Linked DNA regions of Homo sapiens: region 1 is linked to region 2. The links are chromatin loops, found by intact Hi-C in ENCODE. Cell type or tissue: tibial artery. All regions are shown on one strand. Each heading gives the region's core, and the rest is flanking DNA. Links, peaks and the distances in the headings are about the cores only.

Evidence for each region. Peaks named below come from ENCODE experiments on the same cell type or tissue, not always from the same donor. Only the 100,000 strongest peaks of a DNase experiment are listed, where the experiment ranks them.
Region 1: a loop joins it to region 2, with 4 times the contacts of the local background. A loop is called at or near these places in 2 of 110 quality-filtered maps.

What each region holds. Positions count from the first base shown.
Region 1 is chr9:92,610,417-92,619,487 of GRCh38, forward strand. It overlaps CENPP (centromere protein P), which reads left to right. Exons shown (of 8, transcript NM_001012267.3): 6 at 898-977; 7 at 2,107-2,198; 8 at 2,603-9,071. The coding sequence ends at 2,733. IPPK (inositol-pentakisphosphate 2-kinase) reads right to left here. Exons shown (of 13, transcript NM_022755.6): 12 at 9,070-9,071; 13 at 2,767-5,641. The coding sequence ends at 5,416. It overlaps LOC100128361 (a long non-coding RNA gene), which reads left to right and starts at 7,634. Exons shown (of 1, transcript NR_036505.1): 1 at 7,634-9,071. In tibial artery, for the core only: no CTCF peak of the experiment used is centred there; DNase peaks (open chromatin) are centred at 3,775, 4,605, 6,525, 7,845 and 1 weaker place; H3K27ac peaks cover 5,546 bases.
Region 2 is chr9:92,457,836-92,465,835 of GRCh38, forward strand. The region is part of intron 5 of CENPP (centromere protein P); the gene reads left to right. ASPN (asporin) reads right to left here. Exons shown (of 8, transcript NM_017680.6): 5 at 7,084-7,194; 6 at 2,639-2,732; 7 at 1,797-1,935. Among named protein-coding and RNA genes, the nearest start is that of ASPN, 21 kb to the right of the region's middle. In tibial artery, for the core only: no CTCF peak of the experiment used is centred there; no DNase peak of the experiment used is centred there; H3K27ac peaks cover 4,898 bases.

The DNA.
Region 1 (9,071 bases), core at 1-8,000, 150 kb after region 2:
ATGTATCATCTGTTCAGGTTCCAGTAAGCAAACTGTGTTGTGGTTTGATGATCTAAATTCGCGGGTCGGTTCTGGGATAGCTAGAGGCTACCAGGTCCTGCTGTAACAGAAACAGCAGACGTGTCCAGAATTTTCATAGCGCATGGGGGAAACCAGACTCTCCCAGAACCGCAAGCCTAGAAATCTGTGAGATTCCACTTGATTTCCCTGCTTTTGGGAGGAGGCTTTTGACCATAAAATGCCGTCTCATCATGAAGCTGACTTTCACCAAGGTAGGCCCTTTCCCTTACTGCAGTGGGAGCCGCACCACCACTGGGCACAGTGAGGATACCAGGGTGGGCTCCTGCCCATGCCCAGGACGGTGTGTGGGCTGGACACCACTGGGGTGAGTCCTGAGGACGGACAGGCGAGGGGCGTCCAGGCTCGGCCACAGCCCTCACGGAGCCTCAGCTCAAAGGGCTTTTCAGGTCAGATGCTAAAACCGTGAGAAAACAGCTGCTTTCCAGCAAAGAGCCTGACGCATCCGCTTGGGGAATCCTCTGACCAGTCCTCTCCAGACCGTCTGGGTTGTGACAGACAAGGGCAGACCAAGGAGCCATCCCAGATGGAAAGGGTGTGGGGAAACCTGTGAAATGAGAATACAGCTGTAGGGAGGTTATGTACAATGTTCATGATGGGGAAGCAGCAGTCATGGGAGCCTGGAGGCTGTGGAGAGACCTACAGTGGGGCGGACGTGTGTGACAGCAAGGGCAAGAGGGGCGGTTGGCACCCATGGATGCTGCGCAAACACTCGGACCCTGATTTTCGCCAGACACCTGGAACGGTGCCCCGTGCCCCTCCCATGGCCCCTTTCTCCCCACCAGTGGATCTGTCTACCCGTTTCTTCTCCCCATGCAGGAAAAGTACCCAGATGCCGTGTACCTCTCGGAGGGGCCCTCCTCCTGCTCCATGGGGATCCGCAGCGCCAGCCGGCCAGGGTGAGCCTGCACAGGCCATGGGGCCTCCCATTTCCTGTTCAAACAAGGATTCCAAGTAGGAGACCACCTAAGTAGGATTCTAAGTAGTAAACTACCTAACCAAGAACTAAAGGTCGTCGGTTGGAGGAATCAGTGGTCCCAGCAGATATGCCCAGTATGGGGGTGCGGGGAGCTGGAGCTCTGGAGGATGTGCTGGGCCGCAGGGGGAAAACGCCAGTCCTGGGGCCCACCCCAGGACTTATGGGGTCAAGGAAGGGAGGCTGGGAGAAAGTGGAGATGCTTGTGGATCTGCTGTTACTTCAGAAATCGAAGGGAGGAAGCCAGGGGTGAGTGGAAAACCCCAAAGCAATGAGAAGAAACAGGACAGGCTTAGTGCCCTGATAGCACAGCTGATCCCTCCACCAGCCCCGGCGCCACCCTGGCCCGTGCCGTGTTCTCCATCCTCTTCCCTTGGCTGTGCATGTGTGGACATGTATCCATCTGGGTGTGCTTTTATGACCTGTGTGTGAATGCCTCAACTCAACTGGTTTCCAAGCTTTAAAATCATGTGGTCCTTATGCAGGCTTCTGGGACTTGCCTTTGTCACCGTTCACCTCCTCCAGGGTCATGAGCAGCTGCAGTGCAGTTTCACTGCTCATCCTCCCGGAGGGGATCATACACAGCGTCTTGCTGCGCTCTTCAGCTCTGGAGCACGTGGCTTCTTTGTTCTGGCTCACACCTCCTGGCACACAGTACATAAGCTTCTCCTGGGCTCAACTGCCTAGAAATGAAATTCCTGTGTCATGCATGGATGCATGTTCAGCTTACTGTCAGTGCCAGATTATTTCCAAAGTGGCTTGTCCATGTCTGCTCCCACCAGTAATTTTGAAGTTTCTGTTGCTCCATGTTCTGTACTTCGCTGGTATTGGCCTACTAATGTTTGCCAATGCAGTGGGGACAGAGCAGCACCTTCCTGTGATCCTGGTTCCATTTGCCTGTGCTACTGACTGTGCCTCTTCTTGGCTGTGGATTGGGGTTTCTAGCAGGGGAGCCCAGCATGGGGAAATGGAGACCAGGTGCGACTCATGGTTGCTAATCTTTTCGCCAGATTTCAAAAAGCACATAACGACATGTTTTACTGCTTTTTCAGGTTTGAATTAGTCATTGTTTGGAGGATACAAATAGATGAAGATGGGAAGGTTTTTCCAAAGCTGGATCTTCTCACCAAAGTCCCACAGCGAGGTAGGGCCCTGGGTGTGGCTGCTCTAGGTGACTTCTCAACATGCCCAGCAAAGCCGCCTGCCTGTTTCCTCTGGGTTTCAAAGGGCAAGAATCAAAAATTGGAAATCTCATTAATGTACTTTGTCTATCAATTTTTAAATATTTTTATCAATAATCACTCAAAAAGAACATGAAAAGGGATTGCTGCCCCAAGGCCCTCCCAGGCTGAATGCACAGGGAATATGCCTCCAGCCGTAGGTGAGGCCTCCACTCACTCCATCTCCTCGCCCGCCACTAGCATGTCCCATCCCATGCAGCTAGTCGGGAGGAGTGCGGGGTCTTGGTGAGGTCCATGCCAGCAGAAAACAAAAGACCAAAAGCTGCCACCTTGAAGTTTCTTACCCGGTTTAATGTTTTCTTTATAGCCCTGGAGCTGGACAAGAACAGAGCCATAGAAACTGCTCCTCTCAGCTTCCGAACCCTGGTAGGACTGCTTGGAATCGAAGCTGCTCTGGAAAGCCTGATAAAATCGCTTTGTGCAGAGGAGAACAACTAGTTCCAAAACAGTGAACGTGGAGGATGAAGATGCTGCGTGGAGGAACATGCAATTTTATTCAATATAAACATTTGCTATTTTCTGCTTAGAAACCACACCCTGAAGACGTGCTGTCTATGCAGTTATGGCACATTATATGGAAACTCTCATGACATGAAAAATAAATACAACTAGTTAAGTATAAAATGCCAAATAAAAGTGACACGTACAATGTGGTTTATAAAAATAAGCTTAACATCTGAGAAAATGTACCAAGTGGTTGTGTGTCCTCAGATGTGTGGGGAGGATCCATCCCCCACCCACTGCAGCCTCACACCGAGTCCACCTTGGACATGGTGGCCACATTACTCAGCTGGGAGAAGCCACCCTTATCCTGGTTCCTGCCTCCTGGGGGCTCTGGAGACGGATGCCTATGGCGCCTCATCTTTAAACTGTCCTTAGTAGCCCAGGGGAGCCACACCCTCACTCCCTGCCTCCCCCCGGTCCGCATGGTGGCACCGTGAGGCAGTCTCAGCAAGTCCTCATGCTGTTCTTGGTCTTCCACAAGAAAGTGAAGCTGTCAGCTTAATAACAAGAATGGCCTAAGACAGCAAAGACAGCACTGTTCCTGGGCTGGGACGCAAGGAATGAGGTCCTTTATGAAAGAAAGACCCCCCTGCATAGCCTAAGTGCTATATCGATCGTCCCGGATGTGCCTTAAGAACCGTGACCTCATCAGTCGCCCATTTAGCATTGTTAAGATCTGTGAACGCGTGTTGTCTCAAACCAGTCAGGGCCGTCATGACTACGCAGCAGCAGCAGTTTCCAAGACGGGCCAGAAACGCATCCACAGCAGTGGCACCCGCGGCTCAGGGGCTCCTCACAGCCCGGGCTGGTGGGAGCCAAGACCAGACAGAGTGGGGGTCTCCATCTGTTTTCTCTTCTCCCTCAAATACAGGCTGTTTTCATCGTGTCTAGTCCAGCCCTGTCTGGGCCCTGTGCTAGGCAATAACTCTTGCAGCCCTGAAGGACCTAGGGAGCCCAGCCCACCTTCCCACGGACTGGGGTTCCCTCACATGTGCACTTGAACCCAGGACCCAGCATCCTCCACACACCGTGACAATGGGCAAAATCATCCCAAACCAGGCTGCCCCAGCCCCAGCCCAGCAACAGTGAACTCCCTTGGGTCAAGACAGTACTCAACGGCCACTACCTCCACGCTTCCCAGAGCCTGCGGCTTGTCCGTGAGCTCCGTGCACTTCACCAAAGCCCCCATCCCAGCACACAGGACCCGTGTGTATGAGACGGTGTCATTGGAAGTGAGAAGAAAACAGTAAAAGTGTCCAGTTAGATAAGTATCTTTTTGCACCTCTGAGAGTAGAATTAGAAGTAAATATGACAGAATTGAACAATAAATTCTAGAAGAGTTGCCTTGATTCAAACAAGTATAATTCTCAAGTTATCACAAAATTTCCCACAAAAATTTACAATCAGCAAAATAGTTTCCTTATTTCTCATGTATCATTTTCATATAATTCCATGGTTTCACTAATATTATATGTTACAATAAGCCTCCATTAGTCCCTCAAAACGATGATATAAATAAGTCTGTACAACCTAGCATAGAATAAAAAACTGAAACCAAGATTCCCAACGTTTTTCATAGCAGCCGGGCACACTTTGGTGACCCCAACGAGAACCCTCTCGGCAGCAGCCAGGAGCTGTTCACCTTCCAGAAGCAGGGCCTGTGGCAGCCTAACAGGGAGAGGCCACGGGGCCCAAAAACGCAACACGTCTCAAGGCAAACCCGAGGGAGGAACTTGGTCTGGGAGGAAGAGAGAACTCGCTCCTCAACCACCCCAGACACTGGAGTGTCAGGAAAGCACTGAGCTGTTGGGGCACACTGCCCAGCCCGGCCACAGCAGCTCAGCCAGTCACAGCTCCACCTCCAACTTCTACAGCAGCAATTTTTAGTGGGAAAGAACAGCTCATCTCCCCCTCATGTGAAAGATTAAATTGTAAAGCAAAAAAAAAAAGGTCAATGCTCGCATGAGTGGTGTCCATCCTGACCTGAGCCTTGCGCTCCCTGCTGCCCTGTGTGGAACTGTGGGCTTCAGCACCTCCACAGGGACCCTGAGTCTACACTGCTCAGAATCGGCATCTGCGCGACCACGAGGTCACGCTGTGCAGCAGGGAACCACCTAAAAACCTGTGTTGATATGTGGCTTGCACTGAAAAAGTGACCATGTAACTCAGCTGGGGGAAGTTCCAGTAGTATCCATGTTTTCTTAAAAGTCCAAACTGTAAAATGTATGTGACAATTCAAGTTTTCTATGTTAGGAGTCTGGTGGTAGCAGATCCAAACCTTGGGTCTTAGAATAAGGCTTTTCGCATTAGAGAATCAGACATGAGCCCTGGTTGGGAAAGAAGAACTATCCAGAACGTCTTCCCAGGGCTTAACGGACACTTCCATTTTAAGAGTGTGAGCAGCTTCCTGGGACACAGCACTCACTTCCTACATTCCTTGTCCAGGAAGTTGTTTCTAGTGCTCTTCAATTCCATGTCTCCAAGAGGCAATCCCACCTCAAAAGGGGTTAAAAGCAAAAACATTCACAACCAAAGGTCACCCAACACAACAGAAAATATCTCTATCATTCAGCCTTCACATTATGTTCAAGTTTCAAAGACACTGCAGGGAAAGAGTTAGACCTTGTGGAGAACTAATGTGCAATCTTCGCTTTCCTTGAACCGAGTCGACATCACGGCGTTGTCTTTGGCACGTACAGTCTTTGAATAATAGTTGACGATCTTGCCGTCCAGTTTATACTGATGGGGAATGCTCTCGTAGGGCTTGAGGTCAAGGTCCAGCACAGACACGGAAAAGGCAAACCTGGACCTCGATGAAGGGACGACAGGCCTTTGATCAGAGCTGCAAGTAAAAAGTACCATTTCAGGATACACAAGCCCCCCATTCATTTCCCTCCCTCCCGTTCTCTCTCCCTTTCTTCTTTCAACTAGTATGTTTTTATGTTTTTTCTTTGACTTCTGCAAAGTTAGATAAATCAATCTCTTTTAAAAGAGAAGTGAATGGCCTCACACCCCAGCTCACAAAGAGCACTCGTTCTGTGCACCTGTGATCTGTGCGTGTGACAGCTGTCTGTGCCGGCTGTGTGCACCAGCGTGCAAAGCTTCCTCAGGCCAGTGCACCCCACCATACCAGGCGAGAGAGGGTTAAAGGACTGAAAGATGGAAAAGTAATTATGTGGAACATGTGAGCGATGTTCCCCCAGCCCAGTGGTATAAACGAACGCTGAAAAATCACTTTATCATGAGCCAAGTATTACAAAACCCAACAAAAAGTAAAAAGTAGATCTGGCCATTCCAGCGCCAAATGGATGGAATGTCGACAAGCCTTCTTCTTTGCCTCTCCTGTCTGCTGAGAAACGCAAGCTCCTTTGGTTCACATTTGAAGAGATCTGGTTTCTCATTTTATTCTCAAATTTTATCTTCAGTCCTTTGTATTTTGCTTCTCAGGGCTTAGTTTTGTGGTTTTAACCTCAGAAGTCGTGTGCTTATAACAAGATGTGATTAATTATTTGCCCTGAAAAACACATTTAGGATTACTCCGAGTCCTGAGCTCTGACTGCTGTGTGTCCCGCTTTTCGTCTCCGGGCACTCAGCGCACAGCACTCAAGACACTGGCTAAACAAGTGACCTAAGCTCAGTTCAGTCCAAGAGAAGTATCCTGGGTTCTGGTGTCCCAATGTTTACTACGCTTTGAGATTTAGAAATCAACAAGCCAAACCCCAACTTCAAAAGCTCCTGCCGAGGAGAGGAAATACTGATCAGCACGTCCCTGCTCTGACGCTGCTCACCATGGCCTTGGCGCTCACTGCTGCCCTGCCCCAGAATCCTGTTTGTAGAAAAAACAAATCCCTGACTAAGCTGCTGGGGTAAGTAACTATTCTCATCTGAAGAGTAAACAGCAAATAACTCATTTACAAATTAAGGTCATGAGTCTCGCTCCAGAAGCTGGAGTGTGCCTGCAGCTCATCCCAAGGGGCCACATTTTATTGGGAGAACCTCAGAAGCCCAAGGTACTGCTCAGTTCTGAGGCCTGAGACCCAAGCTGGGTGCACCTGGGCTGGAACAGTCACATCCCCAGCCCATGACTAGGGTTACGTATTTTAAAGGACACCCCAATTTCTCAGAAGCAGCACCTGACAAGACCATGGGTGTAAAGACAGGAAGGATGTTCCAGGCAGCTCCCGGGGAGGGTCTGACTACCTGGGTCAACCACAAGCTAGCTCCATGGGAACCAATGGCAGTGACCAGCGGGCACCAGCTCCTGACACAGAAATGCTCTTCTTCCCCCTCAGTACCCCGGAGGCCAAGACTGGGCAAGAGGCCCCAGGGACACACCTGTCCCTTGTGCCACAAGTGTGCCCTCTAGCAGCCTTGGAGAATGAGGCTCAGGTGGCCTTCTGGCTGCAGGGGGGCAGCCCTTGCCTGGAAGGCCGTTCTCCAGGACACTGACCCGCTGGGGGTTACCGGGGGACCAGCAGCCTCCAAGGGTGCTGGGGATCGGGGTGGAGAAGCCAAGGCCGCACACTGTGTTTCAAATGGGAGGTCGAGAGGAGCATCAGGGTTTAGGCCGGGAAGCTGTGGCAGCTCTCTCCACAGTTCCAAATTCCCAAAGGGACAAAGCTCTGCAGCGACAGGAAGGCAGATCCAACTTGAGACATTTTCCTTTATGACAGGGCAGAAACAGTAGTGCAGAGCTGGAGAAGCCTTTATTTTAGGGGGTGTAAGAAGTTTAAATGTGGTCAATCTATCTGTGAGCTGCAAATTAGTCTAGGGATCTAAATTTAGTCTCAGGTCTACCAGGTATCTCAAGACGCCAAGATGACTCATGATAAATCCCAGCCTTAGTTTGTCCCTAGGCCTCTAGAGCACCACAGTTACTGGAACTTCACAGGTGCGGCCACTGCGCACACCTTCCTGGAAGCAGGCCCAGCCCCACACGCCATGTTCTCGGAGGAGAAGCCTTCTCTGAGATCCTCTCCTTTTGTTGAGAAAGGCCTGGCTAGAGTGCTTTGTGCAGGATGGTTCCAGTGCCTACACCCTAGGTCTGAGAAGCCACATGGCTCAGTGCCTTCAGGACATGCCCTCCCCTCCCCTCCTAGTGTCGTTTCTGCTGAGCAGCTGGTCGTAAGGACCCGGGCCTTCAGCTTTCCCCGCATGCTGGCTTTCCAATTTGACATCACTGACCAGGCACTAAGAGATTCCCAGGTGCTAGACGAGGTGAGTAACATGTCTGTCCTTCAGCGGCCTTTCACAGCCCACCTAAGGGCACCCTGCATCCAAGCACATTTCCATTGCCCAGCTGCATCCTTGGTCGGGGGGCTGCTGAACAGTGGTATCTTCGTGGGTTTTCTCTCATCGAACACCACCAGCTTAATCCAGTTAAGGAATTCCTCATAACTTAGCCCTGTAGGTATTTCCTTAGGGGATAACAGGAGTTTTCAACTAAATAGAACAACCTTTTTTCTACTTCAGTTAGCCCTATAATGTTCCTCAGTATTTCATATTGGAAAGTAAACAATTCTGTGCCTGCCAGGGAACAGGAATCCTGGGAACTGTTTAGTTCAAAAGCACCGGGAAAGTGAGTGGCTGGCAGCCAGCAACCAAGGTCATCTTGACCCAGGAACACATGTTAGAAGAATGTGGAACATTCCGCAAATACTGGGTGCAGGGTTTAGCACCCCTGAAGATCGGTGATGGAGATGCTGTCTAACGACTATGAGATTATCAGTTTCATCCCGAATTCCCAGAAACAGAGGGGACTGGACAAAACTAGTGACATTAGGGAGAGGGGCGGCACATAGGCTGGTTATTCAGAAGAGGAAGCAGAATGAATGCGCGCCTCACAGGCTTTCAAATGACTGTGGTGGTAAAAAGGCAGGTGCGCCATGCTGCCACTGTGGGAGACCGAGGAACAAGGGCCACAGGTACCCACACATCTCAGGGGCTGGCTTTCTTTGAGGGAATGCAATGGGCAGCTCACTGTCCACATTGTTTCTGAGCTCTTGGGAGTATTTTCTTAGAAAACAGTAACTTTCAATGTACTAACAATCCTTTTAAGTTATTCTCCATAAATCTGTCTTTTGACTGAATTACAAGCTTCTAGAGGGCGAGAGTTAGTAAGCCCCATGATGTCACATAGGCCAAGGAAGTTATGTCACTCCGCCATGGAGTCTCTAAATATGGGGAAACCAACTATCCTATTAACAATTCACCAACTGTCCATAAAACCCCGTTAGACCCAGGCTGCATGCCTTGCAGTGGGGGCCTCACCT
Region 2 (8,000 bases), core at 1-8,000:
CTTTTATAAACATACATATTTTTAAATATACATATTTATGTGTATATATATGGTTACTTCAGTGCCATATTTACAATAATGCATTTAAAACATTAGAAATGATCAGAAGAATGAAATTTAATGCTCTAAGAATTAGGCTCACAATTTGATTGTGAAGAATTATTAGCTAGCATTTTCTGTGACCAAAGGAGAATTTTTCTAAGTTGTTTTGTAGAAAGATCTATCAACATCCTAAATGCAGAATTGTAATATAGCATCAATAATTGAAATCACTTGATCTTATGTACACCAGTGGACAAGTCACAATTTTACAGGCCGTGTACATGTCTTTTTAAATTAAATTCTTACTCAAAAAGTATGGTAAATAGAGGAACTTTCCCTCATTCCCTTTAACAGCCCTTCTAATTTCTTCTTTGGCCTTTTTTGGTAACAGTGAGATTTCTGGGAAATAAAAGCAATCTACTTAACTGACAGCATTTTTGTGTACTGAAGAGCAGAAGTCTTTTGCTGGCCAACGTGGGATATCCTCCCTGGCTGTTGTTACCTCTAGATTCTGCCTTTATGTCTTAGTAAGACTGATATGAGACCAATCATGAAAATTCTAGGCATTGCTAAAACATTTAAGTTTGGTGTTCAGTCCCCCAGCTGCTCAATATAAGTGCAAGGTATAGTTTACCATAGTACTGATCTCACTGGGAATGAAAACCTGCTGGACATCAGTGTGTTTACTTTGTGGACATTCATTGAAATATATGCTTATGACATGTGTTCTTCTGTTTGTGTTATAATTCTATTCATTTAATTAATGCTAGCAAGAGTATAGGTAGATTTAAGAGAGACCAGAAGCTGGAAGCAGAGTTGTGGAGCAAATTAAGCAGAAATGACATCAGGGATGGGGCAGCTTGAGAGAGGACGGACTCAAGTTGTAGTCACTGGCTAAACAGACATCCAAATGCAGCATTTGGAAAAGTCAAAGCAAAAGTTGTGATCTTGAGATTAGCACCTGCCTATATTACATTCATTTTGATGGTTTGTATCTCAAAGGAGTACAGTGAACGAAACTTGTTTAAAGATACACCGGAAAGAAAAAGAGAAGAGGCAGAGTGGCTTGTTGCCCAGTTTTGTTCTCAAGCTCCTTGGAAGATGAAAACTTTTGTTCTTGGGAAGATCTAAATCTTTATTAGATTCTCCAAGGAATCTGTGGCCCCTTCCAGCCAGTTAAGAGTTGTCAAATAGAAGGAAAAGATTTCTAATAATGAATAAAAACAAACAACAAAATGGGAACTCATGATGCTCCAGATGGTGACTTTAAATTGGTTATATACTGTATTCTGGTTGGAATGTTTAAAAAAAAATATACATGTCTATCCTAGCACCACACTGAAAGCGAAAATACCAGGAGCCTAATCCTCTTGCTCTGCCTTGAGAAATGTTTCCAGATCAAAAGGACACGTGACACTGCTCCATGTCCTCCTGACCAGTCCTGCCTCTGCGTAGCCACCCCTGCCCTAAAATCTGAAATTAACTGTGCCAGCGGCTTTGCCGCAATGTCCTCAGCAGTTTCAACAGGAGAAACCAAAAGATGGAAATGGATCCTGAGCTTTCTTGTGACGTCGATGTAGAAACCATTCTCCTAAAGCTCTCCTACTTCTTAAAACACCTCATGCAACCTGGAGAGTCATTATGTTTGAATCACCCTTGCTGCTTACTTGGTCTTTGCTTGAGGTGTGCTAAAGTGTGTTATAAAAACTGAAGAAAAATACCAATATCTACTGAACACAAGTAGAATGTTTTACCTGGAGGTATTTCAACTCTGGTAATCCTGAAGGGATTTTTTTTAGTTTATTGTTTTCCAAATGTATTTCTCTCACACGTGGTATGTTAGCAAGACTCCCATTTTCGATATCTGTGATTTTGTTGTTTCCTAGGCCCAGCCTAAAAATGATATAAAATGCATCAAGTCTTACACAGATGGTTAGGTGTGATAGAGTTAGCTGAAAACACCGCAAACTAGTTAGAATATAAGCCTGTCCTATTTATATATATGTTCAAAGATATTTCATTACTTTATTTAATAACCTACTTCAGTATGTAACAACTATCTTCCAGTTTTGTCAGAAAATTCTTTGACCTAAATTTAACAAAAGGGAAATTTGAAAAGTCATTTTCTTCTTTTCACTTGATTCGCCCCTATCAGCAGAGGTGGTAATAACGGTGGTTCTTTTTTTTTTTTTTTTTTTTTTAAGATGGAGTCTCGCTCTGTTGCCCATGCCCAGGCTGGAGTGCAGTGGCACAGTCTTGGCTCACTGCAACCTCAGCCTCCCGAGTAGCTGGGATTACAGGCGCCCTCCACCATGCCTGGCTAATTTTCGTATTTTTTAGTAGAGATGGGGTTTTACCATGTTAGCCAGACTGGTCTCGAACTCCTGACCTCGGGATCTGCCCGCCTTGGCCTCCCAAAGTGCTGGGATTACAGGCGTGAGCCACCACACCCGGCCAATTGTGGTTCTTTCTAGTTTTCCCTTCACACTCTCCAGTTCCAACAGCAACTGGCTAAACAGACAGTGATCTCTACCAGGGTCCCTGTGCACATTCTCCAGGAGGTATCATTCTAAGTTAAAATTTTGGGAACGTTTACCTTTGTAGTTCTTTGTATCGTTTAAAATCCTCAAGTTCCACTGTTGAAATTTTATTATAATCTAAGTGAAGCTCCAATAAAGTTGGTGGTAAGCCTAATAAGAAGAGAAATATATATGTTAAGTCAAGTATCACTAAGCCCAATTGACTATTTGTTTACTTTTCAAGTTTCAGATTATGGATTTAGGCAACTTTTTAGGCACTAACTCTTTTTTTTCTTTGAGACAGAGTTTCACTCTTGTTGCCCAGACTGGAGTGCAGTGCCGTGATATCAGCTTACTGCAACCTCCATCTCCTGGGTTCAAGCAGTTCTTCGGCCTCAGCCTCCTGAGTAGCTGAGATAACAGGTATGCACCACCATACCTGGCTAATTTTTTGTACTTTTTAGTAGAGATGGGGTTTCACCATGTTGGCCAGGTTGGTTTCAAACTTCTGACCTCAGGTGATCCACCCCCCTCGGCCTCCTAAAGTGCTGGGATTACAGGCGTGAGCCACCACACCCAGCCTGGTACCTACTTTTTATTAACTTCTTATTATGGTAAAATTGTAACCATTCATAAAATAGTAACTAGTATTATGAACCACCATGCTCAGCTTCAACAGTTATCTCCATTTTTCCTATCTTGTTTTATCTACTCTTAATTATTTATTGATCTGTTTATCTATTTTTATTTTGCCATATTTCTTTTGCTGGAGTATTTAAAGTCAAATCTTATACATAATGTCATTTCTTCTATAAATTCTTCAATTAGATGTCTCTAACTGATAAGGTCATCTTGTTTTTTGTTTTTTGTTTTTTAACATAACCACCCTGTTAATATCACATCTAACAAGATTAATACATTCTTTACTGTCATCTAATATAGTAAAGTTTCCCCACTTGTCTCAAATACGTCATTTTACAGTTGATTTGTTCAAGTTAGGATTAAATGAAGTTTACAGAATACATTTGGTTCTTATCGCTCTTGAAATCTCTCTTAATGTACAACATACTCCCTCCTTTTTTCTCCCTCTTCTTTTGATTTATTTCCATATTAATTTGTTTGAGACACTCCTTTTGTGGATTTGGCTGACAGCTTCCATGTGATATCATTTATCAGGATCCTTTAACTTCTTCCTATGCCCTGGTAGTCAGATGCAGAGAGACATTCAGATAAAAGCAAATCAGCCTTTCACCTGAGGGTCTTAGCATTCATGCACGATTGTTGCCTAGATCCATTCTGTCATTAGGAATTGGAAAATGGTGACTTCCTGATGTCATTCTTGATGGATTTATTAGCTGGAATTCTTCTCTAAAGAATTTTCTTTCATTAATTATTTAGTTACTTTGTAAGATTGTTTTTATAGAAAAGGCAGCAAAACTTGATTCATTCAAGTAATGAATTCATGCAATGCCCAGAGGTGACCAGTTAAGGTTTTTTGTGTTTTTTTTAAAACACCATTATAAACACGGATTTTTACCCTATTTGATATGTTCAGGTCATTGCAGTATTTATTCTTTCTTTTCTTTTCTTTTCTTTTTTGTGGCAGGGTCTCACTCTGTCACCCAGGCTGGAGTGTAGTAGCGCAGTCTTGGCTCACTGCAGCCTCCGCCTCCCAGGTTCAACTGATTCTCTTGCCTCAGCCTCCCAAGTAGCTGGGACTACAGGTGTGCACCACCATGCCCAGCTAATTTTTGCATTTTTGATAGACATGGGGTTTTACCATATTGGCCAGACTGGTCTTGAACTCCTGACCTCAAGCGATCCGCCTACCTTGGCCTCCCAAAATGCTGGGATTACAGGCATGAGCCACTGTGCCTGGCTCTATTCTTTCAATTAGCAGTAGTTTTTGTGTAAGCTAAGTGTATCTGTAGTACCCCCGCACATGGCAGGTGCCCAGTGAATAATCGTTCTTTCTCTTCTCAACGGGGCATATCCTGACCCCCACTCTCCCCAAATGAACTGAAGCTGGAATGAAAGGGACTGACCAGAAGATTCCATCAAACCTCATTTTGTTAGCCCTATATACAAAGTATTATTTGTCAACCCAAGTATCTGGTTAGCTAGCTGGAAAATGCTCTCCTTTTTTCAAGTCTTGATGAAATATTTCCCTTCTATATTAGCAATAAAGACGGATGAAGATAATTGAAACATCTTTATGAATAGCAATAATAGTTTCCATGACTGAATTTATTTTGATAACAGAATCTATTTTGAATTTTAAAATAAATAAACTAGGGAGCAGAAAAATAATTCTTCTAAACTGAGAAGGTTCTAATTTCTTGAATTTTGATTAATTGAGCTTAATTGTATTTATGGAATGATTATGTGGACCCTCCAGTATGTAAGGTAAAGGTTCTGTCCTCAAAGACATTATTTGCTAATTTAGAGCAGATCCATCATACATACAAAAATCACTAGAAAAATAGCTGGTGCAACGTGCCAGCGAATCTAGAATAGGTTGTACAAAGTTGGAAGAGAATAATCTCTGGGAGAGGACTTGTAGAAGTTGAGGGAACTGTTGTGTCCCTTAGGAAATGGGGAAGGTGGGTAACCAGAGAGAAGATTGAAGTGTAGCCTCTAGGATAAAACGAGCAGAGGTGTGAATTTGGCAGAAGCTCAGTAACTGCTGACAAATGTTAGCACACTTTTGTACCGGAATTTCTGTTCCCACCCTGTCTTCAAACAGGTCTCCCCTCTTCCCCACATAATATTATGCAGTAGAACTTCCTGAACGAATAGGAAAGAAGACATTTTCATCCTGTCCACATGATAACTTGTTGGGTCTGGTAAGGACCCTCAGGATACCTGCATCCTTTCATCTTGCCACAGGGGGTAATACTGACTGGATTATGCCATGCAGGCAGTCAGCTTTCACAGGTTAGTGAATTCTGAATGTCAAGGGGATTTGAAGGAATAGTTATTTAAGTTGAGAGATTTGATTCCAATTTAAATTTCTAAAGATTCCTTTTGGCTTTGAAAGAATCTTGAAAACTCATGAGAAGTTAAACCTTTACTTTTAAGATACACTTTGAAATTTAAATAGAATTTTGCAGTGTAGGAAAGACTTTTGGTGTGAACATAAAGAATGGCCATGTCAGGAGATGTGGCCTGGAACAGCAGCTCCCTCCTCCAGCCCTGTAGGCTGTCCTCCTCTCCTCCCTCTACCTTCCTCTTTTCCTTGTCTTCACTCTCCTTTACTGGATGTTATCTTCCAGCAGATGAAAGGGATTTTATATGTTTAACTTATTGGGTAGCATTTGCATTTTTTGTTGTTTTTCTAAAATGGGAAGGTAAATGTAACATTTTTGGTTTCTTGTAGAAAAACATCCACCTCCTTTAAAGCTACACTGAGGTGTTTTTTTGGATTTGTATAGTTCTGAATTAAACTGTTGTTTTCCTGGATAGAAAAGTTATTTTTCCTCTTTTACTTTAGATGATCTTTAGGTGACCTAAGTGAAAGGTCACCTCTTGATTAATAATAACAGCTTTACTGTGTCTTTTAAATTATCTGTATATGTTTGTTTTATTGATCTTCTGGATCAGGTGAGTAGATTAGAGGGGGTCGTGATGAAGTTGCTGCTTTAACTCATGGATACTGAAAGACGGAGCTGTTGGAAAGTAAAAATATGTTGTTAATCATAGGGGTTATTTTTGGCCCAGTTAGTCATCAAAGCAAAGAGAGCATGTGCCCTTGTTGGGAATAAGGAAAGCAAGACTTTGAGCAAGAGTTCCAAGAAAGGCAATCCTATGCAGCTAATCATCAGACAGGGAGCTTGGAAGTAATGGGTTAGAACACTGGTCATCTGGCAGACTTAAGGAGCATTCTACTTGAGGTGCTAGCCTTGGGTCACACAAAGCCATGATAAAGAGCACAGTGCTCATCTTGGTAATGATTATGTCACAGGTGGTCACTTCCTACGTGCTGGATGTTGTCCTCAGACCTTTCTGTGTATTGGCCCATTAGTCTTCACAGTACACCTGGGAAGAAGCTGGGTACAAAATGCCTTGCCTTGAATGGCATGTCCATTCCTGCCAGAGCCAGGGGCTGCCCAGTCTGGGCTCATAGGCTTCACCTCAAACTGTGGCTAAATGCCTGGGGACAGGGTCTCTTGCCCCATCTATCTTTCTCTGCTTTCTTCTGTATAGAATTCTCTACCTCTAACAGGTACTGCACAGAATGACAGGTATAAATGAGTAAATGTCAGGAAAGAGAAGGAAAACTAAAAGTTCATTGCTTCTTAATGTTTATTCTTAGTGGAGTAAAAAAAATTGTGGCTTAATTCTGTCAGGAAAAAGGCACTACATATGGCATTTTATGTGTGTGTAGACTATATTGACCAGATTTACTGGTGCAAAGATTTCTAGTTGCAGTGTATACTGCACAGTTTACAATATTAGATTGAATCGTTATTGAAAGGTGACAACTTTAAAATACCATATCTTAGATAAAGTAAATACAAACCTTTAGGAACTGAGGTCAGTTTTGCTTCTGCAATTCTGATATGGAACACCGTCACCCCTTCAAATGCCCCTGGCTCTATCCCATTATTATCAAGAGGGTTTGCACTCATTTCTGTCAGGGGAGAATGACATGACTTAGCACACATAGGTTGTATATAAAGGAAACTCACAGTGCAGAGAGACACATCCCAAGAATGAATATCCCAAGAAGCGTGAGCTTCATCCTTTAGGCTCATTTTCACTCGGTATATCTGCTTCTGTCTATCTACTGTCCTTTCTGTCAGCATCAGAAAAATACGGCTTTGTATTATGTAAACTGGAATATATGAGAAGTTCACTATTTTTCACTTTGAATTACCATATCAGTGACATTTTCACTCTCCTCCAACCATGAGCACAATTAAGGTTTTGTTATTGTAATAGTGCATCAAAAAAGATCATCCTTCATATAATCCAAAATGTTTATGTTTTTCTGTGTACATTTTTGTGTCTTAAACTTTTTTTAAATTGTAAGTCAATTAGAAATTGTTGTTTTGTTAGCAGAAATATAACCTTGAAGAAATGCCAGTAAGTGAGGCCAGGCACTTGGTTGAATTAAATGAATAAATGAATTAGTATCTTGGTTATGAATTTTGAATGGATATTATAGGGAGATGGCATGGTTATATGATAGGTGTCAGAAATAAAATCAGGTAGAGTTTTAAATATAAGACAAAAAATTCCTCACATCGATAATCTTAAAGCAGATAACCAAATGTTAGGTGCACATTCCAAATAATATCCAAACTAATTTTGTGTATTATATTTGAGTAGCTTATGCAATACATTAAAAATACTACCTTTAAATTAAATAATAAGTTATATTTTATTAGGGTCTGGTCAGAAACAGAAACCACGCTAAGTGTTTCAAAGGAGGTT